Regions from separate parts of the Homo sapiens genome. Here region 1 is linked to region 2. A link is an interaction called in ENCODE POLR2A ChIA-PET data of the cell type or tissue named here. Cell type or tissue: OCI-LY7. All regions are shown on one strand. Region 1 overlaps ZNF608 (zinc finger protein 608). Region 2 overlaps ZNF608 (zinc finger protein 608).

The links. Peaks named below come from ENCODE experiments on the same cell type or tissue, not always from the same donor. Only the 100,000 strongest peaks of a DNase experiment are listed, where the experiment ranks them.
Region 1: POLR2A ChIA-PET joins it to region 2 with 11 read pairs; 9 of 35 experiments call an interaction of 5 or more read pairs at or near these places.

The regions. Positions count from the first base shown.
Region 1 is chr5:124,639,974-124,644,973 of GRCh38, reverse strand. It overlaps ZNF608 (zinc finger protein 608), which reads left to right. Exons shown (of 10, transcript NM_020747.3): 6 at 313-730; 7 at 1,291-1,463; 8 at 3,569-3,722. Among named protein-coding and RNA genes, the nearest start is that of ZNF608, 100 kb to the left of the region's middle. In OCI-LY7, no CTCF peak of the experiment used is centred here; no DNase peak of the experiment used is centred here.
Region 2 is chr5:124,722,424-124,727,423 of GRCh38, reverse strand. All of the region lies in intron 2 of ZNF608 (zinc finger protein 608), which reads left to right. Among named protein-coding and RNA genes, the nearest start is that of ZNF608, 22 kb to the left of the region's middle. In OCI-LY7, CTCF peaks have their summits at 2,085 and 2,285; a DNase peak (open chromatin) is centred at 2,303; H3K4me3 peaks cover 3,220 bases; H3K27ac peaks cover 3,684 bases.

The sequences.
Region 1 (5,000 bases), 82 kb after region 2:
ATTTCAGCAGACCTGAGTTTGAAGCCCAGCTCCACGACTGGGCAGCAGCATGACCTTGATGTTGCCTGAACTTTAAACACTTTGGTTTTATCTTCTGTACAGGGGATCAGTAATAATGCCTACCTGGGACATTATTACTTTGTAAGAGAAGGAGGTAAAGCAATTAGCACAGTGTCTAGCACAGAAATAAATGTCAACTTAGCATTAAAATTAAGAGTGCTAGTGCTGTCATGATTATTAACAAGTTTTCTTTAAAATTGAAATTTTAAAACAAATCTGTTGGGTTTTTTTTCTTTAAAACAAAAAAATCAGGACCCAGATTCAAGAACATGGCATCATTATGTATACCAGCCCAAATATCTGGATCAGCAAAAGTCAGAAGAACTTGATAGAGAGAAGAAATTAAAAGAGGATAGTCCGAGGAAAACTCCTAATAAAGAGAGTGGTGTGCCCAGCCTTCCTGTATCGTTAACAAGCATTAAAGAGGAGCCCAAAGAGGCCAAGCATCCTGATTCTCAATCAATGGAGGAGAGCAAGCTGAAAAATGATGATCGAAAGACTCCTGTGAACTGGAAGGACTCTCGGGGAACAAGAGTGGCTGTCTCCTCACCCATGAGTCAGCATCAGTCATACATACAGTACTTGCATGCTTATCCTTACCCACAGATGTACGACCCCAGCCATCCTGCATACCGGGCTGTTTCTCCCGTCCTAATGCACAGTTATCCTGGTACGTGTTGTCGGTTCTGACTATATTGGAGGAAAGAGGCGATGTTCAAATATTAGCTGTTAAAAACTCAAGATAAATTAGAAGCTTCAAGAGTGACATTTGTTTTCCTTGTTTTTATGCTGTTTAAAGTCCCAAAGATAAAACTGATTTAATATAAGTTTTTTTAATGAAATGTCAAGAATCCTCAGCCATAGTTTCCATAGTCTCTGATGGTCTGCTATAGCTGTTAGGCTGACAGATACTTTATTGCCTATAAAAATATTCTAAGCACTTACTGTCATAATCATTATAGTTACTATTCCTTTCACTTAAGCGGACACGTAAATGTATGAAATGGCTATAAGCTCAATTCTGTTTATAACCTCCCTTCATCAGGATGAATTAACTGGGAGAAGAAAATTGGAGAAGCTAGACACAGTTTAATGATGATGTAGCCCATTCTTAATGTAACCCCCTATTTTAAGATCTCTTTGACTCTTATCCCAAATTCATGTAACCCAAATGATTTTTTTTAAAGATATAGCCTGTAACTTGATGTGGCATTTGTTGTTTATCTGCAGGGGCATATCTCTCTCCAGGATTTCATTATCCTGTTTATGGGAAGATGTCAGGGAGAGAAGAGACAGAGAAAGTCAATACCAGCCCTAGCGTCAACACGAAAACAACCACTGAATCTAAAGCACTGGATTTGCTCCAGCAGCATGCTAACCAATACCGCAGCAAGTCTCCTGCTGTAAGCCTCCTTTTGTTGTTATTTAAAAGTACTGTGATTTGGGGAGAAAGGGGAACAAGCTAGAGAACAGTCTTGAAATATAAATGGTTTCGGAACCCAGCTGTGATTTCAGGATGCTGTTTTATCCTAATACGTAAAGAATGGAGCGTTCAAAAGTAAGACGCTTTCACACATGAGAGAAAATTGTTAAAGCACGTATGGCAGTAGCAAGCTTTTCTGTTGCAAAATCTAGTATACCTTGCTTACCCAGGAGGATGGTTGTTAGGTGGAAATTTAAATTCATAGGAACCAACTTTTGGTGCAAAATATGTTTGATAAGACATTGAGGAATTAGGTAACAGAGGAGTATATTTTATATAATTTTGGTAAGTAAGTAGTTCAGAGGCTACAAACTGTTGACTTTTTGGGCAAATCAAGCTTTTCAAAAAATGTTTTCTTGCAGGATACCTTTTAAAAATCAGACATTTTACATGCAAGTTCAGATCACCTCTTTCTCTTAAGACAATAGAAAATCTGGGCCGGGAGTGAGCCACTGCCTGTAATCCCAGCACTTTGGGAGGCCGAGGCGGGCAGATCACCTGAGGTCAGGAATTCGAGACCAGCCTGGCCAATATGGTGAAACTCCGTCTCTACTAAAAATACAAAAAGTAGCCTAGTGGTAGTGGGCACCTGTAATCCAAGTTACTCAGAAGGCTGAGGCAGGAGATTTGCTTGAGCCCGAGAGGCAGAGGTTGCAGTGAGCAGAGATTGTGCCACTGCACTCTAGCGTGGGCGACAGAGCAAGGCTCTGTCTCAAAAAAAAAAAAAAAAAAAAAAAAGACAATAGAAAATCTGGTTCAAAATGACATGGCAGTAACTGATGGGAACTAGTAGCCCCATCTAGGCAGATGTGCTGCTCCCCATCAATGTGCATGGATATAAATAGAAGCTCCCTAATCTGCATCACTTATCTTTGTTGTTAACTTGACTTCTGGAGAGATTTGAGGTTTCTGCTACTTGTATTGACCCTTCATATTCACATCATCAGTGTTCATGGTTGGGGGTTCATCACGAGCAAAGCTGAGTGCCCGTGACATGTAATAAGGCACAAATTTGAGCCTTGTACAGTGTGAGGCTCATTTGCAAGAGTAAGTCATGTGGCTTAGGAGTGAGAGCTGTGTCTGCTGTTTTCTGGCCTTGACTCTTTGTCATGTCCCTTTAACTCTGCTGAAGTAATACAATGTCTGTGAAAGATGGCTCTTCCCCAAAAAAGGTGACTGCTCTAGTCCTAGAGACTGTTGTGAAGAGAGACTAAACAAAAATAGGATGGTGCTTGGCTAGGAAAGAGTTTAAAGTAAATTAAAATAATAGTATCTGCAATGTGTGTGAGTCTACCAGAAACTCTATAGAGAAACCAGAAAAGGGGATTTCTGAATCTTTTTCTGAGTCCTCCTTCTTAGTACAAGGATTTCTTTTAAGTGAGAAGTATAACTTTAGTTAAAGGGTGGTTAGGCTGTAAAGGTAGAAAGTCATAGGAAATGAACCATCCTTACCCCAAACTATGGTTTGGGAGGATGGGGCCTTCTCTTTGAGAGTTCAAAAATTGAGAGATTCAAAATGTGGGTGTAGGACAGTGATTTCTTGTGCTTTATATTGGCATATAACTTTAGAGCATGTTTTTTCAGTAGAACAAAATGTATACAGACACGTTTAAAACTGTGAGATATGTTCTCTCCACAAAATACAAGTGTAATTAGAAAACTTGACCTTAAAGATATCTCCAAAACTACTTATTTTGTAAAAGTTGTTTATGGGAAGCAATTGGGTAAATTCTTAACCTGCAATTATGAATGAATATAGAGAGAAATCCTCTTATTTCCGTCATTTCAGGAAAACATTGGTGTCACTTGGTTTACTTTGGGTGGAGTAGTTCTTTTGTGTTGGCTTAATTCCAACTGAAACTAATGCATGTTTTTTGAAATTCTCTTTAGTTACTAAAGAATTGTATCTTTATATTTACTTTTTAATCATTAACACAATATTGTCGAAGGGACAAAGGTGGTTTAGTACTCTTAAAAGTTGATTTTCAGAGCATGAAGGGGGAAAATTTCTCTTTTCTGTTGCAGCCTGTGGAAAAGGCTACAGCTGAGCGGGAACGGGAGGCAGAAAGGGAAAGGGATCGCCACTCCCCCTTCGGCCAGCGGCACCTGCACACGCACCACCACACCCACGTTGGCATGGGTTACCCGCTAATCCCGGGTCAATATGACCCTTTTCAAGGTCAGCAGCTCTATCATTACTGTGTCTTTGTCCATTCTGCTTTGGAAAACAGTTGCTAAAATTGCATTTCACATCTTAAAAATATTGAGCTTTGAGTTCACATTAGCTCTCAGGAGGGTTTTTAACACTTATTTTCTAGTGACACAGCTAAGGCTATTCCCACATCTTTGTATTCTATTGAGACATGAAATGGCTACCACTTAATAATTGTCACCAGTTGATGTTATCGGCAGCTTACTGTTATCTCACAGACTGAGGGCGGTGGCCAGTGTCTGGGGCACTGAATATAACAATCAGAAGATCAGATATCTACTTCAGGAAAATTGTAGAAAAAGGGAGGGATGGTGGGAAGCTTTGGTGAAATTACTTGTTCTGATTTCTGCATGCCTTTTAAGTTGCTCTTTTCCCATGGAAATCATGGGAGTAATGTGATCAGGTTTAACACTTTTATAACCTCATTCGAGGGTTCTTCACAGCCCTTCACTGCTGCGACTTCACTAAATGGGAGAATTGAGAAAGAGAAACATGTTTTAAGCCATAGGATTGATATGAGGGAATCTTCACCTTGTAGTTCATTAGTTGAGCATGTATTATTTGTCCCATCTTTGTCATCTCATAGTAGGTGGGTGGTGGCACCATCTTTACAACTTGCTAGAATACCACAGATTGCATGGCTTTAAACAACAGGAATTTATTTTCTCACAGTTCTGGAGGCTGGAAGTTCAAGATCAGGGTGCCAGTACAGCCAGCGTCTGCTCAGGCCTCTCTTCCTGGCTTGTGTGCAGCTGCTGTCTTGCTGTGCGCTCATATGACCTCTTCTTTGTGCATGAGCTGGTGGGTGGGGAAGGGGCAGGGGGGAGCCCTCGTGTGCTTTCTTATAAGGACACTAATCATGCCCTATTAGGGTCCCACCCATATGACCTGATTTAACCTTAATTACCTCCTTATAAGCCCCATCTCCAAATCTAATCACATTGTGGATTAGAGCTTCAACATATTTTGAGGAGACATAATTTAGTCTATTGCACTTGCCAAGTTGCCTCTTATGCTACTGTGTGAATAGAAAGTAAGATAATATGTTTGAAGGTGTTTCCAAAACTGGGAAGTGATATACAAATGTGAAGGGGTCATTTTTATTTATTCAGGTCTTTTTAGTTGATGTCATCTAGTAGTGTTAAAAGAGAGCTTTCCTATTTCTTAAACAATTTGTATTGAGTGTAATAAGAACTTGGAAGAGAAAGAGGTTTTATTTCTAGTCTAACACATTATATCTATATA
Region 2 (5,000 bases):
GAAGTAGTATGCATAAACTGACAAAGATACTGTGAGGGCAGCTATACAAGGTCAAGACCAACTGGAATCCCAAGGACAGAAGTCAGAAAGATAATGGATGTGATAAACTCAGTACAGCCTGTATAAGCAGTGATACTTTTTTATTTCCTCTGAAGCCTTGACTTGGGGAGAGGAGAGGGTTTTAGAGTTGACAGAGCACAGGGTTGTGAAATTTTCTATTGAAAATCCTGGCACATTTAGAACACAGTGGAGAAGAAATTTACTGGAGGAGATTTGCCCACTTGTTGCAAAACTCTGTTGCTGTCACTGTAAGACCTTTGGTGCTAGGAACTATAGGTAAAGGGATGAAGTTGAAGTGTAGGATCTCACTGTGATTTTGAAGCTCTGTTACAGGGTAGAGGCCTGTGTTAAGTACAAGCTTGAGATGGGAGAGAAAGAGCAGATACAGCAACTGATGCTGAATTGAGAGAGGATCCAAAGCCCGGAATCCCAGTTGGTTGGATGTTTGCACTTTTTTTTTGTCTGGAGATGCTTCCTAGTCTGTTTCTTGACCGACTGCACATGCTGTTAAATCCACTCAGGTAACACATATGTGTTGGGCGCACAGCCCATGTCCAGATTGGACTCGGAGTTGGGCAGAGGCCAGGTCATGCAGGGCCTTGTAGGCCATGGTAAGGAATTTGGATTTTAGCTTGAATGCGATGAGAAACCATTTCAGAATTTTGAGCAAGGCAGTGACTTTTTTTTTTTTTTTTTTTTTTAAACAAATCTTACTGTTGACTGTTGTATAGAGAATTGACTGTAGAGAGGCAAGAAGAGGACAAGGGAAATCAGTTGCAAGACTTTTTCAGTGGTCCTGGTGAGAGAAGATAGGCTTCTTTGGTAGGCATGGAAGTGGTGGGAAGTGGCAAGAAATGGTCACGTTGTCCTGAGATAATGAGGATATGGATATATGTGGAGTTGTGAAAGAATGAGAATTAAGGAAAATACCTGGATTTTGGAGGTGGATGGAATCAAGAGTTGTGACTCATTTTTGATATATCCTGTGGCTGCCAAGTGATTATGGTCCTTCCACAGGAAGGCCAGGGCTGGAGACACCTATGGGCAAATAGGTGGGCTTTAAAGTTATTGGGCTGGAAGAGGTCACCTCTAGAGTTAGTTCCAATGGAAAAGACTAGGGCCCAGAGGTGGGCTATGGAGCAGTAGGAGCCAGCGCCGTGTCCATTGAGGGGGAAGAAAACCCAGCCAGTCTGGTGTTTCTGGAAAGCAATGGAAGAAATTCTAGCAAGGAAGGTGTGATCAGCTGTGTCAATTGCTGCCAAGAAGTCAGGTTAAAATGAGACTCAGAATTGATTTTTGGTGACATTAGCACAAATCGTTTCTGGGGTAAAGGGTAGTGATGGGGAAATAAAAAGTTTGATTAGAGTGCTTGGATTTTTTGTGGGAGGTGAGAAAAAACAGGACACTATGAATATAGCACCCTTTTCTATAAGGGGCAAAGAGATCAGGGAATATCTGTCATTTTTTAAAGTGGAGAACTCTCACAGCCTGTTTGTATGCTGATGGGAATGATGAGAGAGGGGTGGAGAAGAGCTGTCCATACTAGAGAGAGAGAGGAGACAGTGTCCTGAAATAGGGTGCATCCATGGGTCTCTGGAGCTAGGACAGTCCTCCATTATAACAGGAGAAAGTCAGAGAATATGTACAGATTTAGGAGTGGTACAGTTTTTTCTAGGAAAAAACTAGAGCGTTTTCATTTTATCACTGTGCAGGGTATTGTTGCTGTGTTAAGGGATTAAAAAAAATACACATGTCATAGACAGCAGTTAAATATTCATTTCCTTGCCTCCTCCTACAGTTTAGAAGCTTTGGCCATTTTGTGTTCTGACAGCAAAAATAATTAGAATGGGGGAGGTATAAAAGCAGGTCTCAATCTGTTCTTTCATTTGTTCATTCCTTTATTCATTCCTTACTTTGTTTACCCAGCAAAAATACCTAGTAAAAATATTTCCTCAGCAAACATTTTTTTGAATGTCTATTATATGCCTAGCACAGTCTGGGTCCTGGAGGTACAGTAGTGAAGAAACCAAGTCTCTGCTATCATGAAGCTTATATTCAAATTTATTCCAGACAAATAAATATATTTTGGTTGGCGTTACGTGCTATAAGGGAGAATCAAGCAGGAGAAGGTGGTAGAAAGAGATGGTGGAAAAGAAGAATTTTATTTGTTTATGTTTGAGTAGGGACCTGAGTACAGTTAGGAGCCATTTGGCCCCCTTGTGGAGGGAACTTTTTAGACCCAGGACCTGTGTACAATCCCCCCGGGGGTCGAGGAGAGGGAGAGTGTATTTGGTGTGTTTGAGGAGACACCAGAGTGACTGAAGCTGGATGAGGGAGAGAGGAGAGTTCCAGAAGATGAAATCTAAGATGGAGCTTGAGGCCAGGCTCCAGAGAGCCTTCCAGAACCAAGTAAGACTCAGAAAGGTGGGAGAGACTGGGGGGCTTTGCGCAGAGGAGGGACAGGCTGTGACTTAAGTTCTAAACGTATCTCAGTGTGTGGGAACTGATCCTAAGCTTAACCTCTGGCTTTTGATTTCATTCTCATTTCTCAGTGGTTGAGGGAGATGATGTTACCCCGTGTGAATTATATTAACTGATTTCACATGCAAGATCGTAAATACTGAGTCCTTTTTCAGAGAGTGGACAAAATGGTACCTTTCTCTGAAGACATTAATTGAAAGAGTATTACTTTCCCCAGAGAACGTATTCCAGGTGTCTCTGGTTGTGTACACACACACACACACACACACACACGTGCTGTTGAATTAATATAGCTGATGTTTACTAAAGTTACAAATAACAAAAAATTGGAAATGATGAGGTAATAATATAAATAGAAATGCCAGTCTTTTTTTTTTTTTTTTTTTGCACTCTTTGCATACTCCCTGGGTTTGACCATGTCTCCTACTTAGGAGACTGGTCCAGAGCCCTGAGAAATTAGTTGCATTTATTACTTTTTGACTATTTTTTTTAAATTAAAAAAAGAGGTCAGAAATTGGTAAAAGTTCAAACTACACTAAAATGTTATATAATGAAAAGTAGGTTTTACTTCCCCCTTATGCCCCCCAGACTGTTCCCTAGAGCCAATTATTTTGAACAGTTTTGTATGTCCTCGAAATAGTCCCCGTATGTTCAAGAATATATATTTATATTTTTGTCCCCTTATACAAATCACAGCATATTAAAGAAACTGATCTGCACCTTTAAAATGTTCCTTTGAACATCTTTGCACATGTGTGTTTCAAAATTTAATTGCCCCCCAACTTGATTGCATCCGTTTGCATTCCCAGCAATGGTGGAACATGAATTGCCTGTAGTTTCTACAATTTAATACTGTGAGTTATAATTTTCTGGCTTTAATCTGTGCTAATCTGATAGTAATCTATTATTTTAATTTGCATTTTTCATGGGTACAAGCCATTGTATTTATTTTCCTAAATATTGATAATTTATAACCTTTGATTATCTAGTGAGTTGTTGGCCATTTCTTATTTTAAAGTATTTCAGTGTATAATAATTAAATATATAATTTTTTCATGTGTTTTGCAAATTTTTTTATGTGCTTTGCAAATATTTTTTCCCATCTCTTCATTTGTCGTTTGATTCTGTTTATGCTGTTCCTCCCCCTACTCCGTGCAAATATCTTAAACTGTATAGTCAGATTCATTGATTGATGGAGTCAGCGTCTCACTCCATCACCCAGGCTGGAGTGCAGTGGCACGATCTCTGGTCATTGCAACCTCTGCCTCCTGGGTTCAAGTGATTCTCCTGCCTCAGCCTCTCGAGTGGCTGGAATTACAGGTGCCCACCACCATGACTGGTTAATTTTTGTACTTCTAGTAGAGATGGGGTTTCACCATGTTGGCTGGGCTGGTCCTGAACTCCTGGCCTCAGGTGATCCACCCACCTTGGCCTCCCAAAGTGCTGGGATTACAGGGGTGAGCCACTGTGCCCAGCCAAACATTTTTATTTATTAACCTTGGAGTAAGAAATGTCTCCCTAAACCAATACAAAACCCCTTAGCCATAAAAGGCAATGAATTATAAATCTGACTATAAGGCAGGGCGCGGCTCACGCCTATAATCCCAGTACTTTGGGAGGCAGAGGCGGGTGAATCACCTGAGACCAGGAATGCAAAACCAGCCTGGCCAATATGGAGAAACCTTGTAGCTGGGAGTGGTGTCGCGTGCCTGTAATCCCACCTATTTGAGAGGCTGAGAACCGAGAATTGCTTGAACTGGGGAGGCGGAGGCTGCAGTGAGCCAAGATCGTGCCACTGCACTCCAGCCTGGGAAACACAGAAAGACCTTGTCTCAAAAAAAAAAAAAAAATTTTTTTTTTAAAGTCTCCTACTGCTTTTATGGTAGTTGAACTATTTTTATGGTCTTTAACTGGAAGTTATGATACATACCTTCTTGGGTTTGGGGGTCGTATTTCTACTTAAATAATTTTTGATCCAGTATACAGAATTATTGAACTCTTAATATAAATATTATTTCTTAATCATAGCTGTGCATCTGAATTATCCGAAGAGTGCTTAATTGTTTTCATTTCCACAAATATTCAGTCTCAGGCTTCCTAACCCCTATTCTGATTCTCCAACTCTAAAGGTTGGCTCCTTTGTATGCATTTAGCAAAAGCTTCAGATAGCTTATTTGAAGATATCTTCTCCAACCCTCAACCCCCACCTCCCTGCCCTTTCTCAAAAGGGAGATGTTAGGAATAGTTATTAGAATTTCTTGCGTGTGTGTGTGTGTGTGTGTGTGTGTGTGTGTGTGTGTGTGTGTATTTTAAGGGTTTATTTATAGAAAAATCATCACAGTATTGCTTTAAATATGACTTCATTAAGGTGTTTTACAGGTGGTTAATTAGTGTACTTGGTCAAATGGGAGGCAAAAGGACTAATGATTTGCAGCTCCAGCCCTAGGAATATTTACAGC